Regions from separate parts of the Mus musculus genome. Here all the other regions are linked to region 1. A link is a loop called in an ENCODE intact Hi-C map of the cell type or tissue named here. Cell type or tissue: left cerebral cortex. All regions are shown on one strand. Links, peaks and the distances in the headings refer to the core of each region. The heading gives the core; the rest is flanking DNA. Region 1 holds the start of A430088P11Rik (RIKEN cDNA A430088P11 gene). Region 2 overlaps Cacna1i (calcium channel, voltage-dependent, alpha 1I subunit). Region 3 overlaps Enthd1 (ENTH domain containing 1).

What was found. Peaks named below come from ENCODE experiments on the same cell type or tissue, not always from the same donor. Only the 100,000 strongest peaks of a DNase experiment are listed, where the experiment ranks them.
Region 2: it touches region 1 in a loop (3-fold over the local background); 15 of 42 quality-filtered maps call a loop at or near these places.
Region 3: it touches region 1 in a loop (2.5-fold over the local background); 6 of 42 quality-filtered maps call a loop at or near these places.

Annotation. Positions count from the first base shown.
Region 1 is chr15:80,690,155-80,700,943 of GRCm38, reverse strand. Fam83f (family with sequence similarity 83, member F) reads right to left here. Exons shown (of 5, transcript NM_145986.2): 3 at 10,290-10,411; 4 at 8,348-9,033; 5 at 519-1,994. The coding sequence ends at 1,954. A430088P11Rik (RIKEN cDNA A430088P11 gene) reads left to right here and starts at 3,334. Exons shown (of 3, transcript NR_045310.1): 1 at 3,334-3,377; 2 at 3,901-4,300; 3 at 6,008-9,919. In left cerebral cortex, for the core only: a CTCF peak has its summit at 6,227 (motif pointing right); DNase peaks (open chromatin) are centred at 6,217 and 6,659; H3K4me3 peaks cover 295 bases; H3K27ac peaks cover 433 bases.
Region 2 is chr15:80,335,826-80,346,614 of GRCm38, reverse strand. It overlaps Cacna1i (calcium channel, voltage-dependent, alpha 1I subunit), which reads right to left. Exons shown (of 37, transcript NM_001044308.2): 5 at 9,883-9,980. Among named protein-coding and RNA genes, the nearest start is that of Gm31319, 51 kb to the right of the region's middle. In left cerebral cortex, for the core only: CTCF peaks have their summits at 1,971 (motif pointing left) and 6,057 (motif pointing left); a DNase peak (open chromatin) is centred at 6,055.
Region 3 is chr15:80,496,099-80,506,887 of GRCm38, reverse strand. All of the region lies in intron 4 of Enthd1 (ENTH domain containing 1), which reads left to right. Among named protein-coding and RNA genes, the nearest start is that of Gm23220, 43 kb to the right of the region's middle. In left cerebral cortex, for the core only: a CTCF peak has its summit at 5,766; DNase peaks (open chromatin) are centred at 5,599 and 6,267; H3K27ac peaks cover 545 bases.

The DNA of each region.
Region 1 (10,789 bases), core at 1,487-9,486:
ATATATAGAGTATTAATAATCTATAATTGGCACCCAAAGAGGCACCATTTGTAAATGTTTAGTCCGGTTCTTCCTCTCAGCTCCATGCTCCCAGAAATAAGACTCAGACTCAAAATATATTTGTAAATACCCTGGCCATATAGCTAGCTAGGCTTTACTCTTATTACATCATAAATTATCCCATTTATTTTAACCTACATTCTCCCACGTGGCTGGTTATCTGTGCTTAGGTACCATGTGTCTGTCTCATCACATCTTCCCTGGTACCTCTCCTGTGCCTGGCTCTGTCCCAGAATTCTTTCTGCCTCCTGGATGTCCTACCTCCTATCATTTTCTATAGGTTTTTTTAGTTGGCAGGTGACACATCCATCCATACACTACATTCTCTCTACATCGTTCCCCATGGTTGAAGTATCTTGTATCCCACATCTTCAAGGTGACCACCACAGTAGAGGCTTCCCACATCACCCAGGCCTCCCTGCCACTCCTCCAGAATAAGCACACACCACACTGCCAGCCTTGTATCAGGAAGCACTTACCAGAAGTGTTTAATCCTCACAAAGGCTTGGGAAGCCACGGTGGGGCTAACCTTGGGGTGGACAGAGGGGACTATGGACTGAGGCCATCCATTATTTTCCTTCTCCCTCCCCACCAGCAGGGAGGCCAGATACAGGAACAGGCCGCCACGTGTTGCCCACTGTAGTCCACAATGCCTCCTCCCTGCCTCTCACCGGCTGCCTCTGCAGATGCCCCTGTCCCTCCCTGGTACTAGTGGTGCCCAAGGTCTTTTCAGAAAGGAAAGAGAGAAGATCTTGGCTTGGAGGCCTAGAAGGGCTTCATTGTGGCCTTCTGCCCCTCTGTCATTCTGCCTGTTCAGGAGGGTTGACCAGAGTCTACAGTCGGAGATGTCTATGTCACACTCACTCTCCCTCAGCCTGGACAGGTCACTGTAAGGGGAGGTGGCTGCTTGTCCTGGAACTTAAGCCAACCTGACTTAGAGAAACGGAGGCTTCTGAGAACAGCTTGCAATTCTGAAAGAGGCTATGGCTAGTCTTTGGCTGAAGTTTCATGAAGGAAGCCCTAGTGGGTAATGGGGGGTGGGCTGGGAGGAACCACAAATGTTCATGTCCTGAGGGCCCATCCTCCTCCCACCCTCCACAGGGTCTGTAAACAAAAGCCTACTGAAAGGAGCAGGCCCGAGAAAGGCACTCTACAAGCTCTAGCTTTCAACAGCACCATCCAGGGAATCCCAGGGCACTCAGGCAGGCTACAGTGTAGAAAGGAAAGGGGTTCTTTGCCAGCACTGTCAGATCCTGCCACAGGCTGGAGGGAGGCAGAAGTATTCCTATCCCCACCACAATTCCAGTAGCAGACTAGTTCAGGAGCCATCAGAAATGAGCGTCTGAAGACCATAATAGACAATATTCCAGCCATTCCAGCTGCATAGTCCACCTGGAGCAAGACTGGCTCAGAGTCCCACCTTCTTCCATTTTTCCCACCAACCTCTGGGATATGGAGAACTAGACAGCACCAGATGTCCAAGAAGAAGGCAAAGTGGCTGGGGCTGCTTTGGACATTCTGTCCTACCAAGGCAGAAAGAATGGCCCTTGTCCCACCCGAGGACCTGTAAGGAGGGCTGGCCCAGTGGAGGACAGGTTGGCAACAAGGAAAGCAGACACTAGGCAGGCGTCTACTTCATGTAAACAAGGTAGCGGTGTTTCTTGTCAGGCCACCGCGGTCTGCTGCAGCCATGCGACGGTTTAGATGCTGAGAAGAGATTCAGACTCTGCTGTTTGGAATTCCAGCACTAAGACTGGAATGGAGGCTACAGGGTAGGAGGCCTGCTGAGGGTCTGATGTGTGACCTAGTACAGGGAAGAGGCCATGTTCTTCTCCTCAGCATAGGACCGGATGGGTGGGCATCTGCAGGTCCTGCCCACCAATGCACTGCAGCTCAGGAGATCACACAGTTGCTGGCCTTGGTGATTCCTTTACCTGTGGAGACAGTGCAGACATGAAGGGCATAAGTAACAAGTCCAACCTTGAACCATCCATACTATGAGTTTGGTGTTCAGGGCTAATACCTCCACGCTGCTGATCTGGAGTCCAGGGCAACAGGGAACCCAGGAAAGCAAACATACATTGGTGACCTCACCATGATCACAGGATCCCCATGATTGGAGACATCAAGTGATCTATGTCTTCTGACCAAAAAAGACAGGGACTCTAGAGTCAGATACCAATGACTTAAAGATTCCTGTCACTAGCAGCTAAATGTTGTAGGCAGCTTCAAGCTCTCAAAGCGAAATCAAAGGCAGTCACAGGGATCCTCACAGGAGGGTATGGGGGTAGCAAGGATGAGAGCCACAACTATTTGCCTTACTGCAGGGCTGAAGCAAGTAGTAGCCCTGTTCCTCATTGGTCAGAGCCAGGCCCTGGCCTTCCAGTCCAGCCTCCTGTCTGTCTGCCACTCAGCCATTCTATAGCTAAGTTATAGAAGTGCCTGGGGAGGGCCAGCTGTCCCAGTGTGCAGGGTGGTCACAGTGCCATGGGGTGACCCAGGGAGATAATGGAACAGCATAGGCCCTGAGGTTGGGAGAGCTGCCTTTCTCTAGAGCGCCCCCTTCTCCCCTCTCCAGCCTTTCTACCTCCCTCATAATCCTAGGAAAAGGCCCCGGCAGTTTTCATGGTTGAACCCTGCTCTGAACTCTGGGGAAGGGGAGCTGAGAGGCAGCCCTGACACCCCAGCTAGCCCTGGAGGCAGAGTCCACTTCCTCAGATGCCTGCTGGCTGCTTTTCCCAGGTGGAAGCCACTGTGTTACTTCCTGCCTATTCCTCCATTACACAATAAAGACAATCTCCCCGCTCACACCACCCTCTGTATCACTTCAACTGTGAATTTAATTAAGGTGACACTGCCTCTTGTGAGTTGTAGTAGCAGGCGAGGCACTGGGCAGAGCCTAGGCTAGGCAGGGCTGCTTCAGCCCCTTTGTGAATCCCTATGCCTTTTGAAGGCCACACTGCCCAGGTCTGCTGTCTTTGCTCCACTAGACACTGCCTCACTGGGGCGATAATGAACTCACACCTCAGGACCTACTGCAAAAAAACTGCCTGAGCCCCTCCCTCCTGGGTGTCCCATAGACTCAGGCAGATGACTGCCCAGGGGGAGGTAGAACAGGAAACCAGCAGCCTTGTGTGGTGCTGCTGAGGGCTGCGTCTGTGAAAGTCATTAAATTCTACCACCCTGAGCCCCTTGCTGCAGCAGCAACAGCGGATGCGCAGTTCCCACTTCCTTTCCTCAGCGGCTTTTTCTGTTTGTTTTGGCCCAGCAAGCAGATACCCAGTACATCTCCAGAGGCAGTAGCATTTTGAAGACAGGTAAGCAAAATCAATCTCTGGATCCAGAAATGAGGCAGGAGTGTGCCAAGGGCACAGGGGCACTGATGGAGCCTGTGCCCTGCCAGCTCCTTCCCAGAGAAACTAGTCTTTTTTTTTTTTTTTTTTTTTTTTGGTTTTTCGAGACAGGGTTTCTCTGTATAGCCTTGGCTGTCCTAGAACTCACTTTGTAGACCAGGCCGGCCTCGAACTCAGAAACCCACCTGCCTCTGCCTCCTGAGTGCTGGGATTAAAGGTGTGTGCCACCACTGCCCGGCTGAGAAGCTAGTCTTGAGCAGGACCTGACCCTTTGGTTTACTGGGTTTGGATGGCAGCCTGATGAAATCCCTCAGGGTTCACTGCCATGACTCTGACAGAGAAACAGGCTTGAGGGAAAATCATTTGTGTCCCATCATTCCTTCCATGTTCATTTTACTAGGAGACTGCCAAGGGCAGGCGCCTCAGACCCATGCAGATTAATGTGGAAGAATTACACCAGCCAACCAAAGTATTTCTTTTTATAAAGTATGTCGGCAGGGTAGTGAATGACCCAAAGACGACTTACGGGAGAAAGCCAAGCTACAAGGAGGATTAGTACTGTTGAGGAGTGGTGGTGCACACCTTCAATCCCAGCACTCGGCAAGCAGAGGCAGGTGGATCACTGAGTTCAAGGCCAGCCTGGTCTACAGAGCGAGTTCCAGGACAACACCCTGTCTCAAACAAACCAACCAAACCAAAAAACTAAACCAACCCAAAAGAGGATCTTCATCCTGCAGCCTACGAAGAGATGAGGGGCATGCAAGCTGGCGAGCAGGAGGACTGGGAGTACCACAGCCTGGGGCACATGGATGACAGCCAGCTGGAAGGTGCCTCAGGAGAGGGGTGGTGGCAGCAACACGGAAAGTCACCACAGCACTGCGCTGACAGTAAGTCCCCTCTTTTTATAACTTTTAGGGCGTCACATTCTTTATCTGGAACATTCTTCCTCTGGTGTCCATGTGTCCATCTGAGGCTCTGCTCCAGTGTTCCTTAACCAGTGAGGCATACCCTGGACACCTGTATAGCAGTGACAACACTCCCTGCCTTCAACTGTCCCTAAGGTAATGGCACCACAAGTAAGGGCTTTAGTTCATTCCACTCCCTGCTCAATTTAGAACAGTGCCCCACAGAGCAAATGCTTCGAAACAAGTAGGCAATGGCTAGATATTTGGAGTTCAGACCAGTACAAGCAGCGCTGAGTGAAGCACGCTTACCTAGCACCTTACTGAAAGAGTAACCATGGCCCAAGCAGCCTCAGAGGAACTGGGAGGGCAGCACAGCTGAGCTGGAGGAACGATTCAGCAGCTAAAGACACTGTTGCTCGTTCAGAGGACCTGAGCTCCGTTCACAGCACCACATGGCGGGTCACAAACACCTGTAACTCCAGTTACAGGGGACACAGTGCCTCCTTTTGAACCATAAAGGCAGCGGGCATGCATACAGTGCACATATATACATGCAGACGAGATACTCATACACATAAAATGAAGTAAATTATACATGTGTGAACAGTACAGCTACCTCCTCTGGAGCAGAGTTAGCTTACCTCGGCCTCTCTGCTGGTCATAGGCCAGAATAATCAGACCTGACTACAGGTTCCACATGCCAGCTGAGGTCTGAGCCATGCTCCTCAGAAGCAACACTTGACTGATATTCCCAAGAATGAGGTCACAGACCCTCGGCCCTGGAAGCACTTTCCCACCAGTCCACCCTGATGAGGACTCAGATTTCCAGGAAGGACATCAAAGATGTCCTGCAGCTGCTTTGAGGAATCTAGGAGAGAGACTATGCTGCCCCTCCCTCACAGCCTGTCTGGGGACACAGGGATTGGCCCTACTGGAGTGCAAGGATCCCGTTCATGGGGTACCACCATCAGGGAAACACTTGGGAAACCACCTGAGTTCTGAGTGACAGAATTTCACACTATATCTCTTTAACACTTGAAAACCACTCTTCATTTCCAATTGATCCCCTAGGGGTTCCCTCCTAGGAGGGAACTCCCTCCTCAAACCTAGCAACTCCCAAAGATAGAGCTTGGCCTAAGTCTCCTGCATTGGTGTTGATCTGAAGACCCCCATGTGTAGGAGAGCTCTGGGGGAAACCAAGGTTCCTATTCAAAATGCAGATATCTACATTCAGTGCTTCATGCGCTGCTAATGAATCTGTTACCATGTGGTCTAACCAGGAAAAGGTCTTCTTCCACTGAAGCCCCGGAGCCAGCATAGTCTAAGCTAACAACAGCGAGAGTATTCATGCGTTGGAGACACTAGAATCCACTATTTTGCTACATGAATTTCTTTGATACTGGCATTCCCGTGCCTTGCTTCTGATTTAATTCACTGTTTAATGTTAAAGACTTGCAGTGGGGATTGGCTAAAAGATGAACTGGATCCTCACGGCAATAGCTGTGATAAAAGCTTTGGTTTCCAAAGCTTATTTATCAGTCAGCATCACCAGCATTCCACATTTGCTGAACGCCATCAGTCCCTTAGTTTTTACCTCTATGGAGAATGTCATCCAGAGAATGGTGGATTTATTTGGCTTAATCCTGTTTCATACTGTTTCCTTCTTTCTTTTTTTTTTTTTAACTGCAGATTTCTGAGCACAGCCCAGCAGTTCAGACTCTGTTCACAGGATTTCTAAACAAGGATGCCCCTGGCTGTGCCGTCCTGAGACTACGAAATCTCTGTCCCAGAGAGCCTGTATAGGTGCAGGTGGTGGCAAGTGGCCTGGAAGGCAGCAGCTAATAGCAGTGCAGGAGCAAGGCTTAGAGAAAAAGAAAAACTGCAAAGGACAACCAGCTTCAGCCACTAGAGGGGGCTCTGGGTCTTCAAACCGCCAGGCTGATTCCATTATGCACCCCCCGCCCCCCAGCCCCAAAGGAGGCAATTCTGTGAGATTCTCCCCAGGGCCACACCTGGGTTTGCAAAAATTTGCATGCTGTTTGACAACTATATACTTCTTATCAAGCAATTTTACAGGCTGTCAGCTCTCGGCTTTTCCTATCTCTCTCTTTCGCCCACCCTGTCATCCACCCACGTTCTCTGACAAGAGGGTGCAGAGACAGATAGGACAGTCAGCATCAACTCAAAGGGACCTCAGAAGCCCTCCCCAGCTTACCCCTCCTCCTCCAGAAGAGGAGACAGCCCGGGAGAGGGGAGGGCAGCGATTGTGCCACCACTGTCTGTTGTCGCTTGCATGCTCCCTGTGGGAAGGGGATTCCCTCCCTGGATGGATTCCTTCTCTGAGGAAGAAGCTGAAGTGGTTCCAATCCAACCCAGGCTCCAGCTCCCCCAGGGCTGGGCCCATGCTGTGCTGTGAGGTGTGTGTGTAGTCAGCTGCTCAGCTGCTGCCACCCTGAAGAAGGGAACTGGAGGTTCCGCAGCCTGGGGTTGGGGGGTAGAGAGGGGTTAGGAAGAGCCTTTGGGAGGAGAAACTCTGTGTCTCAACTCTGCCTTTGAGCAAGAATGAAGCAGGGGCCAGAGGTCTTTAGAGCGCTGGGACTTCAGGGACTTGATGAGGGTGGCAGTGTGTGTGTGTGTGTGTGTGTGTGTGTGTGTGTGTGTGTGTGTGTGTATGCGCACGCTACCTCTATGTTCTTCCCAAGGCTGAAGCTGGACACTTCAGACTTTCCTATGAGTGTCAGCCACTCTCACTCAGCCCTTCTGCTCAGAGCTCCCAAAGGCGCACAATGGGGTCTGCTTGTTGGCTCCAGAGCACCATGTACAAATGCTCGGAGATAGGAGGCAGTGGCAAACGCTAACTGCCCAAGTCATCTAAGCTGGGGAATCTGACAGGAGAGGCAGCAGGAAGGGACAGACAATGGGCTTTGGGTTTCTATGGAAACAGCACCTCAGGGTGAGGGGCAAGGGAAGAGAGCTTCCATCTCACTTCCAGTCAGGAGTTGGGAAACAGCCCCTTTGTGGTTGGCCTCACCCCCTCCTCTTTCTTGCCAGGTGTTCACCATGGCAACCCTCCTTCCAAATAAGAGGCACAGCACATCAGCATCTGGTGCTGGGGAGCTAGGGAAGCCCAAGGGGAATGGGAATGAGAGACCAAGCACTCCTCCTTGACAGGAAGAGGTCCAGGCCTGGCTTTGAGGCAGGCTTATAGTCATTTCCCATGTTCCCCCAGTTTCCACCTGCATCTTGCCTCAGTGGTCATGAGGGTGAAGCGAAGGAAAGTGCCCTTGCAGAACCTGGCCTGCCTTGCTGCTCAGGGAGCGCGGACCCACTAGAGGCAGGGGAAAAGGGAGAGGTGTCCTGGTGCTCATCCTGTGTCACATTCTGCTTTGTCTGGTGTCATCACCAGACTCCTGAAAGATGATAATGGAGACTGCTCCAGAGAGAAAAAAGACAGGGCTTCAAGGAGATCCCAGATCGATGGTTAGAAACGTTGTCACCACATCAACAATCTCTCCCAGAGGGCAAATCCACTTTTCAAATAGACATGGGGGAAAACAGTTCTACATATTACCACAGACACTGGGAGGCTGGGTCAGGGCATTGGTGGGACCAGGTAAAGGTGGGATATGTCTGGTTTGGTTAGATCCTGATGACAGCAAGGAACAAGGTGGCCAGAAAGAGCCCTAGACTCTGTTTATTTATAATAGAAAAGCTTGTCCTGTTTCCTTCCTTTACTGTGTTCCAGTGAAGGTGATCTGAAAACATGGAGGTAAGAGTCCTCAAGGGCCGTCCAGACCCACTGCTGTGCTCAACACTAAGCAAACCACACATCACTCTTCCCTCAGAGACCAGGATCTGAAACTGTGACCTGCAGACTTGCCCAGGGTCCCCAGGTTCAATGAGACAGACCAGGACTGGGGGGAGGCCCTTCTGACCCAGGAGAGCCTTCCTGCTTCCTGCCAGCAAACTGTACCCTGTGTCTGGGAGGCAGACAGCCCATAAGGGCCATGTGTGCGGCCAGGAGCTCACCTGATATGTTGGCATTGGAACCCTCATTGTGCCTCTTTCCCAGAGGAAACTCCACATCGGCAAACGTCTCAGTGGAGGGGGAGCTGGCCATGCTGCTGGGCACTGCAGGCCTCTTCACTCGACGGCTGAAGAGCCTGCTGCTGAAGCGTTTGCCCTCCTTGGCTGGGGTGGCCTCCCCATTGGCAGCTTCTCCCTTGCCATTCTGGGGCAGTGCCTCTCGGGACCTGTGCTTCGCGTCTGTGTGTGCATGAGAGACCGGTCTGCCATTGGTAGGTCTCTGCAATCTTGGGGAAATGGGCTCCACAGTGGGCAATATCTGCTCTACTGTGACCAGGTCATTCAGAAAGCTCTCCAGACGCCGGGCAGACTCACCACCGCCACTGCCCTCCTCCTGCCCCTCTACGTTGCCACCAGCTTCTCGCTGCTGCCGGGCCGCCCAGCGCATCATCTCTCCTGGAGGACGGCGGGTGCCTGCCACCAATGCGTACTTGGGGTTGATAAGCTTTCGAGCTACCGTGGAGGAGTAGTTGAGGCCAATCCTGCCTGCCAGGCCCAGGTGCTGGTGCAAGTTCACTTCCTCCGAGATGGCATACAGCTCCCGGAACTCTATGTCAAAGGGCTCCATGTTCTGTCCTGTCAGGAGCAAGAGGAGATTCCTGTCCACATAGGAGGAGCTCCAGGTAAAGCTGGGGACAGAAAAGCAGAGACATGGATGGGCCCGGACCTCTCTCTCCAGTGCCCTACCAGTAGCTCCTTCACTGCCAGCCTCAGCCTGCCCCGTGGGCACACTGCCTGATGTTTGGAGAAAGGTGCCCCTTGCCCTCACACTGGACCACTCTCCTTCCACCAGGCCAGATTCTCCTTTCCTTTCCATTGGGGCTTGAGAAGTCAGACCTAGAGGCACATCTTTACAGTGGGGCTTATAGGACCTAAGGTAGAACACGCCACAGGAAGTGTTCTTAACTCAAGACTTTGAGGCTCAAATGAAATAGCCAGCTAAATACCTGGCACTGATGCATGCAATGCATGGGAACTAAACTGCACCACTGCCAGCCTGCTGCTGACCGTTCCCAGAGCGTACAGTGCCTGCAAAACTCTTACTTTAACTGCAGGAGAGGACTCAGATCACTTACTCATGGCTACAATATACTCAAGACTCACCTTGACTTTGACTTTTTCAGAGGAAAGAGATGACTCAGATACAGGTTCTCATGCACCTGGTACTTTGCCTTTCTAGTCAAATTCTGGGGTCATCTCTCTGTGCTCCATCTATAGCAGTGTGAATGAAAATGGCCCCCATAGCCTCATCTGTTTGAACGCTTAGTCCCCAGTTGGAGGACCATGGCCTTCTTGCTGGAGGCGTGCCACTGTGGATGGGATTTGAAGTTTCAGAAACCCATGTCATTCCCCGTCAGCTTTCTTTGCCATGTGCGTGTGGATAAGATGTAAGCTCTCAGCTGCTGCTCCAGCGCCACACCTGCCTGCCTGCTGCCATGCTCCCTGCTATGATGATCATGGACTCTAACCCTCTGGATCCATGACCCCCCAAACTAAAGCTTTCTTTTAAGTCGCCTTGGTCATGGTGTTTGGTCACAGGAATAGAAAAGTAACTAAGACAACATCTTATATCCTTTCCCAGATCTTGTCCTCTCTACTTCCTGCTTATCCCACCCCAAAACCACCTTCAAAGTACAATGGGCTGCCAGAGGACCGTGACAAGCTGGCATTGTTTAATGCCTAGGAAGAGCTGGTCCTCTGTCTGGAATAACTAATCTGTCAACAGAAAGTCTTAGGAAAGGAACTGGGCAGGAGGCTTTTGCGATCAGGACACAGACAATGACTCTTAAAAATCATACCCATGGAAGCTCCAGGCTAGCATACTCCTGAACAATTTCCATGAATACAGGTCCCCTGGGCCCTCCCCTGAGCTGGCCCAACATACCTGAAAGAGCCGGTAGCTACTTTGTCCCCATCGACCATCAGGAACTTTGATGAGAGAGTCCCCTTGATCTTCCCCATGGGCATGTAGAACCCAATTCCTGTCACAGAGCGGACACGGATGTTCTGTTGAGAAGAGGAGAAAGACATAGTGCCCTGTTTTGGGAGACCTCGAGGCTCTGTATCAAGGCCTTGCTTTGGGAGAGGTCCACAGACCCTTACTGCTGCCTGAGTCTTTCCAAAATTCTCTGCTTGCTTTAGCTTTACATATTTTACTTTGTACAAGAGAGTTCTTGCTTAAAGTTCCCCCCGAAGAGCTGCAGCCTTATGTTGAACCTGACAGTGAAGTCAATGGTTCTACAGACTGACCGGCCCGAGGCTGGGTCACAGCTGCCTCCTTCAGCCTCAGCAGCTCTAGGACAACATTTAGGATATACAAATAAGCAGTTACAAGTTCCTGAGGCTTGGCTTCACATAGAAGGAAAAATATTGAGATCTTGAACT
Region 2 (10,789 bases), core at 1,532-9,531, 350 kb after region 1:
TCCCTTGTTCTCCAGGATATTGAAATTCTGAGCTGCCAGCTACTTTCCCTGAATGGCAGCCCCCTCCCTCTGCTTCTTTCCCACCCAGGGGCCCAGCCCCTCTCTCTGGGTTCCTCTCTCCAGGGCCTGGGGAATCCCGGGGCCACAGAGCCAAGGTGTAATTAGGAAACTAGGAATTTAGCACAAATTTAATTCATCCGTGGCTGCCCAGGGAATTGGGACCATGGGATTGGGAGTCAGGCCCCAAAGAGCCTAGCTGAGCCTTCTTTTACATACTTGGTACAGTAAGGTAGCCAAGACAGGTAGGATGTTGATGCTCTTTCTCTAGTACCCTGGCGCTAGGCGCATGAGGTCAAGGTAGGAAGGGGCAAAAGGCAGGGGCATAGACAGAGCCGTAGAAAGAAATGGAGATAGAGATGGGGAGATCAGGGGCAGGACAGGACCGAGGGACAGGGGGACAAAGGGACAGAGGCAAGAGTACATGCATGGAAGGAAGTACCACCTCCAGACTTCTCTATGTGCTCTATCTCTTCCTCCAAGCAGCCTTCCTGGGTTTCACCACACCTAGTCAAAAGTGCCCATCCTCTAGCCCAGCTGTCCCCTGACAGCCACCTTCTCTGAGGCTGGGCTTACTCTGGGGGCCTTCAGACTAGGTCAGGAGCCAGGTGGACCATGATGTCAATGGCCCCAAGAGTCTAGCTAAGGGCCTGTTCCCCAGCCAAGAAGGGACAGGGGACACAAGAAGGGACAGGGGACATTAGACCCACCCCTGGTGGCAGCCAGCACAGACCAAATGAAGAGGTCTAGGTTCTAGTCCCAGCTGGGCAGCAAGACATACCCCTCCCAGGGCCTCAGTAGCCTCACGTATAGGCAGGCAGGTCCCACTACACTAAGTACATACACTGCATACACACTACGCCTTCTCTTCGTCCTCTTCATCCTCCTCCTTTTCCTCCTCTTCTTCAACTCTGCCCACAGTCCATTCAAAACATCCCTATCAGGACAGCGCAGGGTCCACTCCCAGAGGCAGCCCTAGCCTGTACCACTGTATCCTCTGTACCACTGTATCCTCTGTACCATTGTATTCTCTGCAGACCCAGCTTCTTGCATCCCTCTGAGCCATCACACAGTCAGAAAGGCATCTCACTCCTTCTGTTCTCCTGGTCTGGGCTCTCCTCTTCTGGCCTCTGGGAATGGGCTGGTGTCTGACTTGAGCCCACTCTCCCTCTGTCACAGTACCTATGACCCTGAAGGACTCTTGTAGGTTCAGGGCTCCACTATCCTAAATGTAGCTTCTGACCCAGACAAGTCTGCACGCAAGGCTCACGTTCTCCAGTCCTGCCCCGGGGGCCGGCCCAGAGCAACAGCCCCTCAGGACACAACAGATTACAGAACAAAAGGGCCTCAAGAGATGCCTCACCAGTTGGGAACATGGCTGCTCTTCCAGAAGACAGGGTTTGATTCCCAGCACCCACACGGCAGCTCACGGTCATCTGTAACTCCAGTTCCGTGGGATCTGATACCCACTTCTGGCCTTTATGGGTATCTGGCACACACACGGAGCACGGGCATATATGCAAGCAAAACACCCATACAAACAAAAGGAACAAATAAAAATTTAAAGAGAGATTGAGAGGTGAATAGATGTTCCCTTCCACCGTGACTAAACAGGAAGCCTGTCACCACCATACGGGGCTCTGGGCCCCAGGGACTCATCAGCCTTACAAATCAAATCCGGTAAGGTCAGACGTGGTGAAGAATCTTTGTAATTCCTCCACTTAGGGCAGATGAAGGAGAGGGATTGCCTCAAGTTTGAGGCCAGTCTGAGCTACAGAAGACAACCTTGTCTCAAAAGATGGAGAGATGGCTCAGCAGTTAAGAGCCCTGAGTGAGCTCTTCCAGAGGTCCTGAGTTCAGTTCCCAGCAACCACACGGTGGCTCACAACCATCTGTAATGGGGTCTGGTGCCCTCTTCTGGTGTGTCTGAACAGAGCCATGGTGGTGTACTCATGTACATAAAATAAATCTTTTAAAAAGAAAAGATTTATTTTTAAAACCTAATTAATTAAAATAAAATAATAAAATGGAATTAAAAAACAAACAAACAAATTTCATGAAACAAAAGACATGAGAACAGCCTGAGTCTGTAGATCTGTCTGTCTGTCCGTATGTCACTAACTATAGAGGTGGGCAAGCCAGGAAAGGGGGGATGCCAGACGGAGTCGGGGAACCAGAAAAGCAAGAGTATGCTGAGCAGAGGCGGTGAAGAGTCATGTCTGCACTAATGAGCTTCAGGCAGCAAGAGAAGGCCAGACATAGAGAACAGAGCAGGCCACAGCAGAAGAGGCCGCTGAAAAACAGCTCACGAGATCCTGTGTGAATGCCCACTGAACACCATCACAGAGCCCACATCATATAGAGGACAGGCTGGTAGGCTCTGGGACCAGGAAGGCAGTGGTGGCCGTATAATGGCTGGGATGGGAGCCAGGAGGAATGGGCTCCCCATCCTATGCCCCACTGTTGAGGTTGCCCCAGCCACTTGAGGCCTACTTCATGGCTTGCCGGTATTTTGCCACTGGGTATTTTGTGTTTGATCCATCTGTCCCTGTGTGCCTTGCCTGTCCACACCTGCCACTGGGATGAGCTAAAGGAAGGAGCGCCAGGTCCAGATGATACAGAGTGGCGTGGAGACACGGGGAGGATCCGGGTGATCCTGAGAAGGAGGGATCAAGAGCTGTGGCATAGATGTGGGAGGAAGGGGATTGTCAGGGATAGCTTGAAGGTTTGGGGGGGTCACAGAGCATCCATCAGTGGAGACAGGAATCCATCTAGACATGAGTTTGAGGTCCCTGGTCATCCTTGTAGAGTTGCTTCATTGGGACTAAGAGTGTGGGGTTCAGGAGAGAAGAATCGGTTCAGGAGAGAAGAATCTGCTCTAGGAGTGTGATATGAGTAGTGACAGGGAGAGGGGGGGTCTTGATGGCATCAAAACTGGCACCATAATGGCAAATGCCAGGCAGGGAAGTAAATACCACATCTCCATCCCAATCCTAAGAGATGGAGATCCCAGAGCAGACCCTCGGCTGCCAGAGATCCTGAGAGGCCCCGTGGTGGCCATGGAGGAGACTGGCGCGAGAGGGAGATTCACTTCCTAGTAGGCGTTTCCTCCCCAGGCCCAAGGAGCTCCGCAGACAGGGGCTGTCAACCCAGATTAGCTCGGCCACTCTGCGAGGCTAACTCAAGCAGAAATCATGGGACATGTGCCAGCCTTAGCCGGGGCATGACCCACTTGCCGGGGGCAGGAGGGATGGCAGAGAAAGAGGCGTGCCCTGGCTGTGGCCTGGCCCCCAAGGCTGCATGCTTTCTGATCCAGCCAGGTTGGTGGAGGGCAGAGAGCAGCCAGGAGAGGAAAGTGCTGAGCTCAAGGAGAAGCCGTCTGCTGCCCTGTTGTTGCCAAGCCAACTAATCAGAGGCACAACAGGGGTCAGGGAGGCCGGGCCAGGAAGCAGACGGTCGGACTGCCAGGGTCACAATTACTGGCACCAGCCCAGCCTGGAAGTTTGAAGAGTCCCAGAGCACCCTGTCTTCTTCATTCCACAGGCCTTGAGTCCCTACACCAAAGCAGTAGTGCCCATGTCCTGGGGATGCTCTCAACCTACAGTGCCCCAAGCAACACTCATTCTCCCAAGGTGCTGTCACCCTCCTCTGTGAGGTCTCCTCAAAGCGTTTGCAGTGCCTTAGCCCTGACCCCTGGATGCTGACCCACCACCTGAGGCTCAGGTGTCAGCTGATGGTGAGGGGCTACAGATGAATCCTTGCTTTGACCCAGACCTGGCTCTGGCGTAAAGGACCCAGGCAATACTACTTCAGATGAAGAGCCATCAAGAGTCTTACTCCTACCCACTGTGTCCTGTCCAGCAACCTCCCAGGTTCCTAGAACACGATTCAGCCTTTGACCTGAACTGACTGCCCTGGCCCCACCCCCTAGCGTGTCCCACAATCCCTTTGGCTTCCCAGCAGACATCTGGCCAGATGTTCTCCACCCTACTCTTCAGAGAAGACAGCAGTTCTTGGCAGCAGTCCCTGCTTCATCTCTCCCACTCACTCTCTCTCCTCCTTTCTCCCTCCCTCCTGCAGGCCACAGGGACTATTTAACCCCCAGGAAGAGACAGTTCTGGTGGGGATCAAGGATAGGCATCCCTGGAACTCCGGATGTGCCAGGGAACATTTCACTCAAAGCATTCCTTCTGACTCAAGCCCAAGGAAGAAAACAAAATGTCCATGTCAGCTCTGTTCCACAATTTTTCTTTCTCCCAGACCCTGTCCCAAATAAACCTCCCTTGGTCCTTCCAGGAAAGATCCCTGGGTCTTCCTGTCCCTTTTCAACACAGCTGGCCTGACAGTGGATTCCTATCTGGATAGGAAAGGCCAAACCAGACCTGGGTACCAGGGCTGGTACCTTCCCCAAACTTGCCACTGCCCCTCACTTCAAGTCAGCACCCCAATTTCCAGTTATAAAGTGGACGCCACACAATCCTAACATCCCATCGTTGGTTAGAAGAGGGAGTGACATAGCCCTGTGAGACTGTGATGGAGTCGGCCAAAGTGCTTGATGAACTCCAGCCACTTATCAATAAACCCGACGTGAGCCACCCACTCCCACCATGTTCCTTTGTCTTCAGATAATCCCAAAAGGGACCAGAGTTAACTGTAGCAATCGCCATGTTGTCCCGTGGTCAGAATGACGTGGTGCTCGTGGAGGTGGATGGTGGGTAATAACACAAGCAGTCAGGTACAGGGAATGGTGAGAGGTGAGTCCTCACCCCTCACAACGTGCAGTTCCCTGCCCTGCCACACCAGCTCCAGATACATCAGCAGGATGCTCCGTCTTCAGGAATACCCGCCCACACCCTGAGCCCTCTGAGTCCTTGATGGACTCTTCTAAAACCAACCTCTGCAAAGATGTCCCTGAGTCCCCACATCTTCAACCCAAAACCTGCCCTTTACTGCTCACACCTGACCTTCTGCAGGAAGTTCTTCATGCATACTATGCCACTGCGGCCACGCAACAGGACGGAGATCAGTAATATCAACTCCGCTTTCTAGTTGGAGGATTCTAAGACAAGAGGGAGCGGGGCTTGCTGGGATCCCAGAACAGGTGAGCTGAATTAGAACCTTGGGCTGACCTGTAGCTCAGAGCTCCCTGCTGCAACATAACACTGCTCCCACTCCATCCATTCTGTATAGACAACTCAGACCAACCCAGGGTTCCCTGTGATAGAGCTGGTGACGCTAAGCCCAGGCACAACTCAACCCCCTGGAGTTTGCTCAGAGTCCTCCAAGCAGACATCCTTTTAACAGCTTAGCTTGGAGTGCAACAGCCGGCTAGATGCAGCACGGGCTGGCTCCATGCTCTCTAGTGACTGCCCAAGTTTCTAACTGGAGGAAGTCAAACGTTTCAATTTGAAAGGACTCAACCAATGGGGCTCAGGAAAACACTGTGATAACGCAGGGCTGGGGGTATAGACAGAGGCAGACCCAGCAGGGGACACAGCCTTACAGATAATCCAGTCCCATCATGCCAAGGCACAGAGAGGAGGAGTAACTAATAGCAGATTGAGCAGTAAAAAAACAGAACTCAGACCCTGCCTCTCTTCTCGACCTTCTCCCTTCCTCTGTCTCCTGCCCCTTATCCACTAAAGGCCGGAGCTAAGGACGAAGCTGCAGGGGTGGGCTGGATGGACATACTTTGAGAGTTTCTATAACAAGAGCCCTGGCTTCTGGGACCCCTTCCTATACTATACGAAGCGGAGAGCCACATAGCCAATCCAACCTCTCCTCTGCTCTGTGCCAGTAGAGAGACCGAGGCCCATGTCGCAACAAAGTGGAGAACAGGACTTGCACTCTCTGGCCCCTAGTTGGGTCTTTCTGGACAATCATGTTAAGACTCTATCCTACACTGCATTTTTTTAAGATTCAGGTCACCCTGACTCCTTGATTTCCCAATTAATCACTGATAATTTGACTGTCCAGAGCTGGCTCTCTAGCTTGCCATCTAGTGGTGAAACAGAGAGCTGCAGGCTACTGCTGAACACATCCCAAGGCAGACACAGCTGAAGAGCCCAGGCCCCCTGTCAGGTCACTCATTACCTAGTGACTCCTAGTGGAAGACAGGACAACCAAGGACAAAAGAGCCTCTCCCTCAGAATCGGGGGCTGAGTTGTTGGACTTCAGGGATCTCCATTTTCTAACTGTCCTGTACTCTTGGGGTTTAGTTACTAAAGAAGGTACGTTTAAGCTGGGAAGTGGGGAGGTATGCCTTTGATCCCAGCACCTGGGAAGCCTGATCTACAGAGTGAGTTCCAGGACAGATCAGGCTATGTAGAGATCCTGTCAGAGAAGGAGGAAGGGGGGACGGGGAAGGGGAGGGAGGAGGAGGAGAAGGAGGAAGAAGAGGGAGGAGGAGGGGAAAAGGAAGAGGAAGAAGGGGGAGGAGGAAGAGGGGACGGGGAAGAAGAGGAAGAAGGGAAGAAGAGGAAGGAGGAGGAGGAGGAGAAGAAGAGGAGGAAGAAGAGGAGGAGGAAGAAGAAGAGGAGGAGGAAGAGGAAGAATCATTTATCCTAAGGTCTTTTCAATGGAATGTAGTTGCTCTCTCCATCTGAAGATATTTTGGATCCTGGGGATTCTCAGCATCTCCACAATGCTGAGCTCTGAGAAAGGGAGAGAGGTGACCGTCAGCTAAGAGGGCATCTGAGGATTCCCAGGGGCGCCATTAGCTGATAGAGGTCCTGAGGCAAGGCTTGGAGCCTCCCTTGGCTATCTGTGTCCAGAGCTTCGATAATTGGAACGTACAGGAGCAGTGGGACGCTAGGCTCAGGACTGACCCCTGCCCTCCTCCAGAGAACAGGCAAGCTGGTGCGTGGGACAGGGAGAGACCGCCTCAGTCCCAAAGTCACTTAACAAGCTCTGTATGTAGCCAGCCAGGGATCTGGGGAACCTGATAGAGTGGCCAGGGTTCATATACGTGTTCATGAGTGACAGACACCATGACATGGCACACATGCATTTTACACACATATACACATATACACATTCACATGTGTGCACATGTGTTTTCCTATAAAAACACATATAGATCTCTATATCCACACACCTGTCCAGAAACCATCTAGCAGGAGAAAGACCCACACCCTGCAAGTCTGTCCAGTCCCTTTGGGCCTACGCCCATGCACTAACATCACTTCATATGGCTGTGGCACGCTTGTTGGAGCCCGGGCTGGCCTGACGGAGACCATGATGTAAGATCCTGTATAAATGCCCTTGTGGAGAATGCTCTGTCACATGCCCCTCACCTCCAAAGTGACCCGGCCTGTAGGCTCCATTCCAGGAACACGACTGGAGATGAAGGCAGCCACCCCAGCCATCCCCAGGACAGAAATAGAAGCAATACAGATGGAGCAATAAGAGATGGGCCCATGCTCTATGCTCTAGGTACTGAATCTCTCTTAGTGGCTCAGAGCTAGTGCCAATGACTCTCAGACTTGAGCTGGCTCCGGAGTACCTCCTCTGTCTCTCTGCCCTGCCCCACCTTAGCCATTGCTTCCCTGAGATACCAGAGCAGCTTCAGTGACCAGCTCCCCCCACACTCCTGACATGGCCATGTCTGAAACACTGCCCTGTTGACCTTTCCAGTCACTCCAGTCTCAACCCCACTTCCTGATCTTCATCTGGCCCCTGAAGCAGCCTGTATCTGAGATTCCCCAATAGTCAGAGGCTGGTGACTTCTAGACTTTTGCTCCGGCCACGCCCCACTCCTCTTTGTCTCCATTGTACCTAATCCCCGGGTTTCCAGGGTCTCTGCTCAGATGCTCTCCCCAACCCTGCATCCTGAGCTTTACTGGACCCAAGGCACCACTCTCTGTGCCTTAGCATCTCTGTGGTTCCTCATGGGAGGATGGATCAATGTTTACCGAGCATGCGGGTCTCACGTGTGTTTGAGGGGTTCCTTCCACAGCTCTAGGCACTGAATGGCTGAAATCCTCCATGTGTTGGGATGAGGAGATGGCTCAGTGGGTAAAGGGCTCGCCTCACATGCATGAGGACCAGAGTTCCAGTCACCAGGATCCAAGGTAAAGGCCAGGTTATCCTAGGGGCCTGCCGGTAATTACAGCCCTCGGAAGGCAGAAACAGAGTAAACTAGCTAGCCACGGTAGCCGTGTCACTGAACTCTGGGCTCAATGAAGAAACTGAGCCTCAAAGAGTGGTGTAGACAGTGTTCAAGGGTGATTTCTTACATCAACCTCATGCCTCTATGCAACTGGGAACATATGCAAACACGCACATGCAAATGCACATACACACATGCATGTGAAAGAAAGAACATCTCCTGGCCTTCTCAAATAGACCTAAAAGTCCCAAGCCTATGTCCCTACCTCTTCCCACTCCTAACATAGGGCGGTGGAGGAGGCATCCTACATCTGCTACTCTCTAGCAGTGCATCTTAGAGGAGGGAACCATGTCTTTGAAACTGTTTCTTCATCCCTCCCAAATAAGAATAGTCCAGATCCCTCCCTGGTAAAGGCAAGGCTCAAACATCAAGGGAATACAGTCTAGGAAATGCAGAGCAGACCTCAGGGCTTGTGGGTTCAAGGCAAGCTCTCAATGTAAGGTGGGTATGAGGTAGATAGACAGGTGGGGAGGTGGGGAGGTGGATGGATAACTAGGTGGACAGGTGGGAAAGTGGGGTGAATGGGTAGATGAGCAGATAGATAGATAGATAGGTAGATTGATAGGTAAATGTGTGAGTGAACAAGTAGTAAATGAGACAGACAGACAGATGAGTAGATAGATGGGAGGATGGACAGATGGATGGAAGGACAGGTAAGTAGATGCTTGAGTGGATGGATACAAGAACACATGCATAGAACGGTGAGTGAATGAGATCCATGAACAGGTGAGTGGGTAGGTGTTAGGTGTGCTGTGCGAAGGTCATCTTTGTATTATTCAATCTTTAATTCTGTACTGACAGGGAGCTGAGTTCTGTCCAGATTTTGGTATTGTTATTTTTATGGTGTGCCGCCTGCCACAGTAAACATACACCTTCCTCACACGCTGATTGGTTTAATCAGCCAATAGCTGTGCAGGAACAGGAAAGGGAAGGTGGGGTTTCCAGTCTGGGAGAAGAATCTAGGGGGTAAGATTCGCCAGCGGGACACAGAGGAGGTCGGATGTACCGGGAGAGAGATTGAGAGAGAGGTTAACGGGCTACATAGTGTGATGTGGTTAAGAATAATAGGGTTAATCAAGTTAGATGAGCTAGCTGGGAGGTCATCTAAGCTAAAACAAAATTAGTCTCTGTCATTATTCATCTGCTGACGGGTCCAAGATGTCTGGCGATACATAGGTGTGTGTGGATGGGTGGATGGACAGACAAGTGTGTGGATGTGTGGGAAGGAAGGTGGCAAAGGCATAAATAGTCCTGTGTGTGAGTAGGTGACAGACTCAAAGTCTAAGCCTGCCAGAACTGACTTCCCAATGGTGCACTAAACTCGTCCTACCTAGGCTAATCACATTCTTTTCTTACACAGGCCCCCTCTGACAGCCTATGGAGACCACACCCAAGTTACCTTTTACCCCAGAACAGTTGGGCTTCCCAAGTGCTGAAACACAAGTAAACTGAGAACTCAGAGGCATCAAGACCTACCCACCCACCCCCAGCACCTCTGGGTCCCACGTGCTTGCCCATGAGTTCAATGGGAGCAAAGTGACATTGTCCAGCGCCATGAGGATGGTTCTGGCCATGGAAGGAACTGATCTGTCTTCTCTGAATGAGATAATGGGTCAAGCTGGGCGGGTGGTGATGGGTAAGCAGGGAGGACTCACTGGGAACACGGTTGATGGCTTTGAGAGGCCTCAGGACACGCACAGTGCGGATGGCTGACAGGTTGATGTTCTGTAGGTCCAGAGAGTACTCGACCATCCTATGGAGAAAGGAGAAAGTGAGGGACAGCATAGAAGAGACACAGGACCAGGTCCCAAGCTGGGGCCACCCAGCCACCCACAGTCCCTAGAAGAGTAAGGAAAGGACCAAAACCCAGCTGTGATGTTCCCCTGAGCCCAGTCTTCTCTGTAAGCAAGGTTAGCAAAAGCAAGACCCCACCTGTCACAGCGACTTAGCAGGTATAGTCCAAGGCAGGAATGGAAGGAACAGAGACAGGTCCCTACTGTTGAGCCAGCACCATGCCAGGTGGCTGTCACCTTCTAGACCCTAGCCATTTGACCTGTATCAGTCCCACTTCCAAAACTTCCCTTCCAATTCAGATGCATGGCCATCAAATTAAACCTGAAGAAGTGAGGGACTGCAGGGTGGTGCCACACTGAAACTGGGTGTCACTAACATCGAAAATGTATTATAAAGCCTCCATCACAGAGAAGGGCCTAAGAGGGGCCCACCACAGCTGGCGCCAAAGCCCCAGTAAGAAAGCAAGATATGACAGATGACGCTAAGGACTTAGGTCATCTCAGATACGGCTAGAATCAAACATCCTACTGGGCTAGCCTCCTCTCCACCCCACCTTGAACTAGCCTGGACATCCTGTAACAAATCTCCCAAGACATGGCGGATGTGCTGTGTTCTCTGGACTCTAGGAAGCCCTGAACAGCTCAACGACTGCCTCAGGCTCACAGATGCTCTGCAGACAAAAGACCTTTCCTCAGGTCTCCTCTGCCTGGAGAAACCGCCCCGCTCCTGTGATGGAACCATGCTCGAGTCCTACACGGCCCTGGAGAC
Region 3 (10,789 bases), core at 1,423-9,422, 190 kb after region 1:
AGAAAGAAAGAAAGAAAGAAAGAGAGAGAGAGAGAAAAAGAGAGAAAGAGAGAAAGAAAGACAGAAAGAGAAAGAGAGAGAGAAAGAGAGAGAGAGAAAGAAAGTGAAAGAAAGAGAAAAAGGAGAAGAGAGGAGGGGAGGGGAGGGGAGGGGAGAAGAGAAGAGAAGAGAAGAGAAGAGAAGAGAAGAGAAGAGAAGAGAAGAGAAGAGAAGAGAAGAGAGAACAAAGGAAGGATAGGAAGGAAGGAAGGAAGGAAGGAAGGAAGGAAGGAAGGAAGGAAGGAAGGAAGGAAGATTGGCTTCTTTGAGGTTGTAACCTGCCTTGAAAGTTCTTCTCATGCCTGGATCACTCCTTTCTTCTGAGTGTGGAATAAGATATCTCAGTTTAGTATTTTCCCTCTGGAAGCCACCTTGGTCGGTTTTGGTTCTGCAGTATAAAGTAAGCAGGCAAGGTAGGCTTTTGTTTGAATATATATTTCCCCTCTAACACTTTGACACAAGTGGAATAGAGTATAGATGAGAATCAGAGACCACCCTGAAGAGAGGCTTCAGAACATGCTACATGAGGAAATGCCTCCCTGGGGTTCTTAGCCAGAACCCATGTCAGGTAGAGGGTGCTTCCTGTTATTTTTAATATATGTGCATGTGGTGTGTGTGTGTGTGTGTGTGTGTGTGTGTGTGTGTGTGTGTGTGTGTGTGTGTGGTATATGTGGTGTGTGTGTGTGTGTGTGTGTGTGTGTGTGTGGTATGTGTTTGTATGGTGTGTGTGTGTTCATATATGGGCATATATGTACAAGTATATGTACCTCTCATATGTGGAAGAGGTTTGATGCCAGGTGTCTTTCTCAGTGGGTGTCCACTTTTTTTTTCTTTTACTGAGGCAGGTTCTCTCCCTGAACCCAGAGCTCCCCAATTCCTAGTCTTGTTAGCCTACTTGCCCTGGGATGTGGTCTCTGCCACCTGAGTGTTAGCATTACAGGCAGGCTCCATGCCTACCCTGCTTCTATTTGCAGCAAGCACTTTATCCCCTGAGCCATCTCTCCAGACCCTTTTCCTATTTTTAAGCCCTTCTTTTCTCCAGCCTTTCCCCGGCTTGCTAAAATGCAGATCCTAGCATTTCACTTCCCAGCTCCACAACTGTCAACAGCTCTCTGCTGCCAGGGAGATAAGTCTAAGTTTTTCATATTGTCATATGAAATTTCCATAGTTTGATCCCAGCTGATCGTTCAGGTCCCCTTACCCCAAGCAGCCAGTACTCACAGGCTCTGTGACATCCCGTGTGTAGTCCCTTCTCTTTAGACTGTCTTTGTTCCATGGTAACATGCTGATCTAACTTTTGTGATGTAAATACCATTTATTATGTTCATGGATTCTCTGGGTCAGGAATTAGGACAAGACACAGTGGGAATGGCTTGCCTCTCCCATGATGGATAGACCTCTGAGCCTCAGCTGAGGAGCTCAAAGGCCAGGCCAGGGATCTTCTGAAGGCCTGCTCCTTCTGGTGTCTGGCTGTTGCTGCTGGCTATCCACTGGGGCGCCTCAGTTCCTCTCCACATGAGCCCATTTAAGAGGCCTTTCCACGTGGGCTAGTGAGAGCTTCCTCACAGCATGGTGGCTGGGTTCCCAGGGTGAGCATCTTCTGTCCAAGCAGAGAGCAGAGAGCCAGCAGAAGCTGTGTAATCAATCTCAGAAGCCAGGCCATTGTGCTTCCTGTGTGTTCTCTTCATCCAGCCAATCACAAAGTCCTGCCCAAGCCCAGGAGACAGGGGAGCAGAGCCGACCCCCCCACCTCTCCGTTGAGGGCCATACCTCATTGAAAGAAAAAGGCACTGGAATGAGATGCACATTGATATGCGCCAGGATGTGTGTTTAGAAAATGTCAATCAACGTTCAGCTTTCTATCAAATTATAAACATTTGACAAAATCCTATTCAAATAGCAAGGTCCAATGAAAATGTCACAGCAGTTAGAAATTCTTTCTGTGTGCTAAGGTCTCATTTCAGTATGGTCTCGTGTGACTTCCCCATACCTCTGTTACAGAATTTTAAAATTTGCTATATAATTTATATAAATTATACTTGCTTTATAATTACATGAGTTAATGAGTGTATTCATTCATTGAAACCCTTGGAACACTGGAAATAAAAGCATTCCACATCCTGACTGTCTCTTTCGCAACACCGTCCTCCCCACAGGATTAACAGTTAGTAATTTGGTGGGTATTTTCTAGACCTTTCTCTGTGTGTTTGTACATTATGTACTTTGAATTATATACAGCTAACTTTATTTTGCTTTGGAACATTATTCTATATTTTTCCTGAAACTATGTGAAGTTTAAGAATACTACTGTGTGGTGGGGTGGGGTGGGGGGCGGTGGTTAGAAAGATTGCTCAGTGTTAAAAGCACTTGCTTTTCTAAGACCAGAGTTCAGTACACACACACACACACACACACACACACACACACACATACACAACCACTTGAGTTTTTGTCACTAGGCAGAGATTTTTCCTAATCTCCTGTAATATCTGAGTATATAGCTTATTCATACCCTGCTGGTTGGCATGTTGGTGTTGGATATATTTTACTCATAGCTTTGGTGAATAGCCTTGTTCACATACATGTGTGTTCTTCAGGCCGGACTGTTAGAGATGGCTTCCCTCAGCTGTACTGAGTGCCCATTTTCATGCTCGTCTTTGCTCCCAATGAGCTCCTCTAACACCAGTGCCGGCTTGAGCTTGCAGCACAGGAGAGCACCCATCTCTTCATGCCCTCACCAACACTTGATATTGTCAAGCCTTATATTTTTATCACTTGTATGAAAGTTGCATTACATAGCTGGTATAATTGGAATATCTCCACATATTGATTGGATGTTTTTATTTCCTCCTCTGTGGCTTGCCTATTTATATAATTAACCCATTTGTCTTGTGTATTGTTTGTTGTTCATTTGAATTGATTTTGTAGAGTTACATATATATGCACATATAATTTGTGTTGCAAATCACTTCTAGGCTGTGACTTGTCTTTCAGCTTTCTCAGTGATGTGTTCAGAGAAGTTTAAGGATTCTTTCCTTCATAGTTTTGTGAGTTTGTGTTTCACAGGGTGAAAAGCAGCCATCAAATTAGAGATGTGGCTCAGTTAGTAGAGTGCTGGCTATGCAAGTGTAAGGACTTGAACCTGGGTTCAGATCCCCAGGGCCTATAAAAAGCCTGGCACAAAATAGACTATCTAATATAGTCCCCAAGGAGGCATGAGAAGCCCGCTTTGGAGTTGTTGGTCAGGGTTGTCCAAGAGAACCTAAAACACAAAACATTACAGTCTTTTCTGTTGTCCTTGGTTGCCCCCAAGAGGTAGAAGGTAAGTCCCTGTTCCTGAAGACACCATGCACTTCAGACACATGGGGCCCAGAGGACTTGAGCTGGATCTGACCTGCAAGCCTCCTCCTGAAGGTCTAGTTTTCATGGCCAGAAGGTGGCATGCAGCTCGCAAGGAGGGAGACAACCAACAGTGCTACCCAGCCATGTTACCTACGGACCGCATCAACAACCGGCATGGCACAGTGATACTAAGGGTGCAGCAGTGACCTGCATCCTGTGACAGGAACCAACAGTTTTCTCATTGGGTGTAAGGCCCTCTCATCAAGAAGGAAACTGTGCCTGGCTCTGGAAACCTAGCCAACTACTCAAGGGTACTGAGGTCATGGATCTTGGAGGAGAGCCTACAACTGTCATTTTAATAAAAGAGCATAGTCCTTATCTAAATTAGAAATATTTGCCTTCATATTTACAGATTAGTCCTCACCCTTCATCAAAGAAATGTCTCTTTGTCACATAGGGAAACCATTGCTGAACCACAGCCAATTGAAATGCAGAGTTGTAAAGCCCAGTCCTACTGATATATCTGCAACTCAACTCCTGCACCTTAGGCTCAGGAGTCATAACAGAAGAAGGATCAGCAAGACCGTACAAGCCAGAGAAGCAGGATGTTTGCTGAGAGATGATGCCTTCTAGTAGATCAGAAGATATTCTACACCCATGAAGTCGCACTAGCATGGCTGCCTAAACAAGATCTGAATGTAGACAATACCAAGAGGCATGCTAATGTGGAAAGGAGAGCACTCAGGGAGCCTCAGCCCTAGACAGAGAACCACAGGCAAGCAAGGAGTGCAGGGGAGTGGTCTTCCTCAGGGACGAGTCCCTAATTAGTTATTCAACGCCACGTGGTCAACCCTGGAAACATGCATACGAGTAACATTATACAGACTGATCGGGTTGTATGTATGTATTTAGAAGTAAGTGTGTGTGTGTGTGTGTGTGTGTGTGTGTGTGTGTGTGTACAATTAAAGAAAAGAGGCCATGCATTTGGAAGGGAACAAGGCAGGGGAAGTGGTACATGGCAGTGACTGGAGGGAGAAAGGGGAAGGCAGAAATATAATTATATTAAAATCATAAAATTAAATTATTTGATAGAAAAAAATGGTATGATGCATGTATTCTTATAATCATAGCTTTAGGGAAAGGAGACAGAGACAGGGACCCCTAAAGCTCATTGGCCGGCCAGTCCAGCCTGATGATGGTGCTTGCTGCCAAGCCTGACAGGCTGGGGTTTGCTCCTGGAGTCCACACATGGAAGAAGAGAGTGGTCTTGCACAAGTTGTCCTCTGAGCTCCACACACATGCCAGGGTGCTCAAGGGCATGTGTTGTTCTAAGTATTAAAAATCATATAAAAATATAAAAGTAAAGGTGGTGAGAGATTGAGGAAAGACACCAGATGTCAACCCCAGTCGTCCACACACAAGGGAATGAGCCCAACATGCGCACACTACACATATACACAACACTAAACACACACTCTAAGACTGGTTCCCCAAGCTCATAGGATGTCTTCACCCTGCTATATTTTCATGGCTTGAGTTACATCATCCATCTTGGTGTCTGTGAGAGGTTGCAGACAACAGCTTGGCCGGCCACTTCCTCTCAGAGTGCTTATAGCTTAGTCCACTTCACCCATTCTCCGGATGGCGTGGCCGAGGTGGGGCACTCGCATGCTCATATGTACTCGCCTGTGCGTGTGCATGAGGAGTCTGAGTCCTATACTCGCTAGATTCCTCTAGCTTTGCTATTTTTTTTTTAAATGAAATAAGGTCTCTCATTTAACTTGGAGCTTGTCATTGTGGTTAGTCTGGCTGGCCAGCGAGCCCCTGTGGTGACAGACATATGTGGTGACAGCAGGCTTTTATGTGGGTATGGGATCCGAACTCATGTCCTCAAGCTTACATGCCAAGCATTTCCCCACTGAAGCATCTCCTCAGCACCTCAGGGATGGATTGGTCAAGATTGAAGAATCTTGAAGTGAGTCTGGAACCTGCCCTGGCAGTGAGTTTAACGGTTCTTCCCGATTACCTCAGTTTGTGCAGTGACCACGACTAAACTAACACACCTTAGGGCTGTTCCCGTGGATGACGATGGCACTCTTACTATTACATAAACGATGGCAAAGTGACACTATTCCTCCCCGCTAGAACAAGGCAGGCTTTTATTTCTGTCTCTGTGATTTGATGCAGATTTCAAAACACATTTTTCTGCGTTTCTGTCCAGCTCTCTAACTTACCCTGTCAACAGATGGCTCTGATTTCCATGTTCTGATTTTGGCAACTTCAGCCCATGGCAAAAATAAAATAAGAAAGCTATTCTGGCCAGGCCTTCCGTTCTGCTCATTGTCCTGCCTTCCGTCCCAGTTATAGCTTTTCCTTATCACCTGGTGGTGGACCCTCAGCCTTACACCTCTGTATGTGGCAATCACCCTTCACTGCTGCATTGTGTTTCCCTGTAGATGCACTCTGTCATTGGCACTGTGTGTCACGTTTGTTGGTTGTTTTGTTTTGTTTTTAATTGCACGCAGGGCTTGTACGAACTCATATAACTTGTCCAAGACTGCTAGATGTCATGGACAAGAAATTCCCAAGCCAGTTATTTGTAAGTTAGATATGGGCTCCTTGAAAACGCCTAACCATGCCAGATTGTTTTCTAAAGACCTAGTCTCTATAAGTTTCCCCCCAGCCCTGATCTTGTCACATTTGAAAAGCTGCTGAGGTAACGGGTGAGATGGTCTCCTGCTTGTTCTACACTGTTTTTTTTTTTTTTTTTTGAATGGAGCCGAGTGTGTTTGCAAGTGTGGAAACCTTCCACACGCTGACTCACCGGGGCTTCCCTGTGTGAAGCATCTGCATGTATCTCTTGGCCACTTTTCTGCTTGCTTGTTTGTGTGTTTCCTAATTGGTCTGTAGGAGTCTGTGTCCGGGTGGGCGGCTGAGCCCGCCATCTCCTGTGTGGTTGCAGCTCCCTGTGCTCTTTACGCTGCAGATGGAGGCCTTGCAGAACACTAGCTCAGAGTTTTAATGAGGCGGAGTGTTAGTCTGTATGATCCCGGCATTTGTGTCTTCTCTGATTTGGGACATTTCTTCCTTGTCCTGAGAGCATGCGCGTAACACTATATGGGCCCAAGTTTTAAAACTAGTTTGCTTTTCACAAATAAAACAATACACAGTTGATGGTGGTGTGTAATTGAATTAGGCATCCAGTTTTTCTCCATAGAAATCATTAATTGAAAAGTCTGTCCGTTCCCCCAGTGACCTGCAGGGCCACCCGTTTTCTAAAGCATGGTTCACATGCATACAGTGTGCTCCTGGGCTCTATTTGGAGCCATCAGGTATGTGAAGTCAGCTGTACAGCAAACAGTTTCCATTACACTATGTTTATAACCGCTCTTGGTGGGCTTTCCTTCAGCAGCAGGGACTGTCCACCCCTCCACTCTCCTGCACCAAAGTTTGGCAAGTTCCTTAAAAATCCCACTGGAGTTTTGATGGGCACAGAATTGAATCTTTAAGTCAATTTAGAAGAAATGACGTCTTTATAATAGCAATGCATCTCATTGCCTTAATCCTTACCTTCTGTATTTATACTTTTCACAGACAGGTGTCTTGTGATCTTGGCTAGATTTGGTCCCTTGTGCTTAATGTGCATGTACTTTCAGTGCAAGATGGTACACTTATGAAATTTCAACTTAAGGTCTAAAACTTCACTTCAGATTTGGAATTTCGGTCTTTTCTGGGATAGCAATCTGCCACGTATTTGGCCGTGGTACTGGCTGGAGGCTGAGAGCCGAGTCCTCAGTCAGCCCTGTGGTCTTATGGGGCTCTCTCTCCAAGGTGCTCTGCAGGGTTCTAAGAGGGCAGCTGAGCTCGGCATATTCCTGCACTGTCAGTTTGCTCTGTGGTCAGTTGACAACAGCTTGATCAGGTCTGCCTCATGGGGCTTGGCTCGAGTCTTGAGACATACCTTTGTTTTCATGGCTACTCCAAGAAGCTTCATTTGATACATTTCATTTTCTGTTTGTTGATGGTGCAGATGAGTGGAATTATTATTTTTTGTATATTGATTATACCCTTAAACTCTTAGCAGTTTCCCTGATTTATGGATAGATCCTTCTGAGCATCTCATGTTGGAAACCACATCATCTGTAAATAATGGCAGACTTAGTTCTTCACTGGCAAACTCTGAAACTCTTGTGTTTGGCTCTCCCATCCCTGCCCCCCCCCCCCACACACACACTCCACACACAGCTGGGTAACAGCACGGCCAAGGCTTCTGAGACCTGGTTCATACCTACAAGAGGTTGGTGTCAACCCCAATTCATCGGAGACATTCGCTGTGCACTGTACACTGTAGATCCCCATTGTCAATTTATCAGCAGTTTTTTTTATCAAGACTATATTTCAGATTTTCTCCACTTAGCATCTATTTTGATACCTACAGATTTCTCTCTTTTAGACTATCAATTTTCATAAATTATTGATTTCTAAATATTAAAGCAACCTTGAATTTCAGAGAGAACCCTCAATTGGCCTGGCAAATTCCCTTTTCTGCTTATTTCTGGATTTGGTTTAGCAGTGTTTTGTTCAGGAGCTAAGCACGCATGTCTCGAGTGGCATTAGGCTGATCTTCTCTCAGCTTCTCTTCGTTGTGTTATGATCCTGGAGGTGTTTTCTTTTTACCTCCTGGATGGAGCTGTGCAGTGCTGCAAGGCGAGGCGCTGAGAGGCACAAGGGGAGACCTGTAAACATTCTGACAGTGTGCTCTGTCCTCAAGCCTACAGGCAGGCAGGGATGGCTCTCCCATATGGATCCCACCTTGCTGGATTGGAAGATGTCCATGTGAACCCACCTTGCTCTGCACCTCACTTGGGGCACGGCGTTATCCTCCAGTCTAAGCAGTTTGGGTAGTAGTGTTCATGGTCAGGAGAGCACCCTTCATGGTAAAGAGATCACCCTATGAGGGAAAGTTTCTGTCACTGCAGCCTCATCTGCAGGGCAGTTCAAAGTCTTAGCATCCCTGTTTCTCAGCCACAGCCCACTGAGCAACACAGCCCAGCCAGCAGCCATTGCCTCTGACTGAACAGAGCATTCCCCAGCTGATGTGGGAGTGCCTGTTCCACAGTGGATGTCTTCTGGCACGCCTGTGTTCATAGGGACATGAGTGTCCTCGCTTCAAGTACATGTCCTCAGGGTTCCGTCTACCAACCTTCTTGTTGGTAAGAGAACAAATGTCTGACCACAAAACAACAAGTAACCGAGTCCCCCCAACAAAACAATCTTCTTATCTTATCCTTTCCAAGCCCCTGGTGAGGACCCTGCAGCCACTGCTCATGCATTCCTGTTGATGCTTCTCCACATCTTGCCTTTCTCCTTGCTTCATATGAAGATCTTCTTCCTGCAGTTCTGTCTATGGGAAGAGTTTTCCTGTTTAAGTTCAGGGGCATTATGAGTGGGGCTGTAATTGGTCCCTTCACTTCTGAGCAGTGTTATGCAGGCTTCCTTAGAAACTAGTCCCGTCCTTGTCTGAGATGGTTTGTATATGCTTGGCTCAGCACTTTTAGGAGGTGTGGCCCTGTTGGGATAGGCGTGTCACTGTGGCCGTGGGTTTAAGTTCCTCATTTTAGCTGCCTGGAAGTCAGTATTCTACTAGCAGCCTTCAGATGAAGATGTAGAACTCTCAGTTCCTCCTGCACCATGCCTGCCTGGATGCTGCCATGCTCCCACCTTGATGATAATGGACTGAATCTCTGAACCTGTAAGCCAGCCCCAATTAAATGTTGTCCTTCTAAGAGTTGCCTTGGTCATGGTGTCTGTTCACAGCAGTAACACCCTAGTTAAGACGTTGGTCCCTCCCCATAGCTGCAGTGCTCTCCATGAATCTGTGGGGGTAGGCTGAGGGAGCTGCAGTTGTGGTGTGGCATCTCTGCCACCAGCCTGTGGTGCTTTCACGGGCTCTGAGCTGGCGTGACTTATGTCATGTGCACCAATCTAATTTGCCAGTGGAATGCTGCTGTGTGCATCTAGCTTTGTGCTCCACGGATCAGATAACAGTCATTTGTTGGGGGGGACACGGTTACTTGTTGTTTTGTGGTCAGACATTTGTTCTCTTATCAGGGCCCCATCATAAGCCAAGAGTTGTTTTTCAAGTAGACAGTAATAATAGGCAGAAAGCATGGCCTTGCACCAGTGCTATCGAGGCCAGCCCTGTGGTTTTCTTCCAGGGCCTGTAAGAGGTTCTATGCCTGTCTGCCTGAGGCACTTGCACTTGGCTGGCTAGCAGATTGTAGTGGCACTATTGGGGCTCCAGATACCAGTGTCCCTTCAGAGCAACTACACATAAGATAGGGGAACGTGTATATTTCCCTTTCTATGACAGCTGTAAATGTCTCCCGGTGCCTCTAGAGAAGGCTGTGTGTGTGTGTGTGTGTGTGTGTGTGTGTGTGTGTGCATGTGAGTATTCACACCTAGCCCTATTCATGCAACATAGTATCACACTTTCATCTCACCGTGTCTTTATAGATGCAGGGAGGCCTTCTTGGATATTAAGCATCCCCAGCCCCCAGCCACCACTAATGGAGCCTTTCTCTTCCCCGTGAGTGTTCTCTGTAATACTTCTCAGCATCTGGCATGCTGCATAGCTTATGAGCCTATCTAAAGGCATGTGACCCTCAGGTGTCACAGTGACCCCGCCACTAGTACAGCACCAGGTTTGGACCCCGCTATTAGTCAATTCTAAATGCGTGTGTTGCTTTTCCAGGCTGTGTGAAATTTGCATGTTCTCTTCATGACCAGGCTCATTTCTTAGTGCCTTTTGTTTGAGGGCAGTCATCATGTTCCTTCATTTCTTCCATGAATGTCCATTATGCCAATCATCAGAGCATAGCAAAGCATGTCTGAGATTATGAACTGGTGGTAGAATACAGAATGTTATCAGCATAGTAACTATGTAATGTGGTTGGTATAAGAAATCCAATTAAACTCATTTAGAACTCACCTTTTCTTCCTTTTATTCAAAAATATGAGAATGGATGACATGAATTAAACAATAAAAGGCTTTCATTGAAGTGAGTGAATAGACAGAAGGAACCCAACTACCTGAGTGAAGACAAGGCTAGTAACTGCTTCACATGGAGGACTTGCAGGGTAGGAGTGGTCTCAATATACTGGGTTCATGTATGAAATTATCAGAGAATATACAATAAAATTTATAGTCAATATAAATATACAATAAAATTCAGAAATGCTGAGCAGTTCTGGCTTCTGAACTGTTTATGAATTTTTAGCTGAAGAAGTGATCCAACATAAGTCATTTTGATGAATGCATACATTTTTAAAATGTCATGCAAGCCCCATTGACAGTTCCAATAGGGAGAATCAAGTTCAATGTAAACTAAGTTGACATACTTATTAG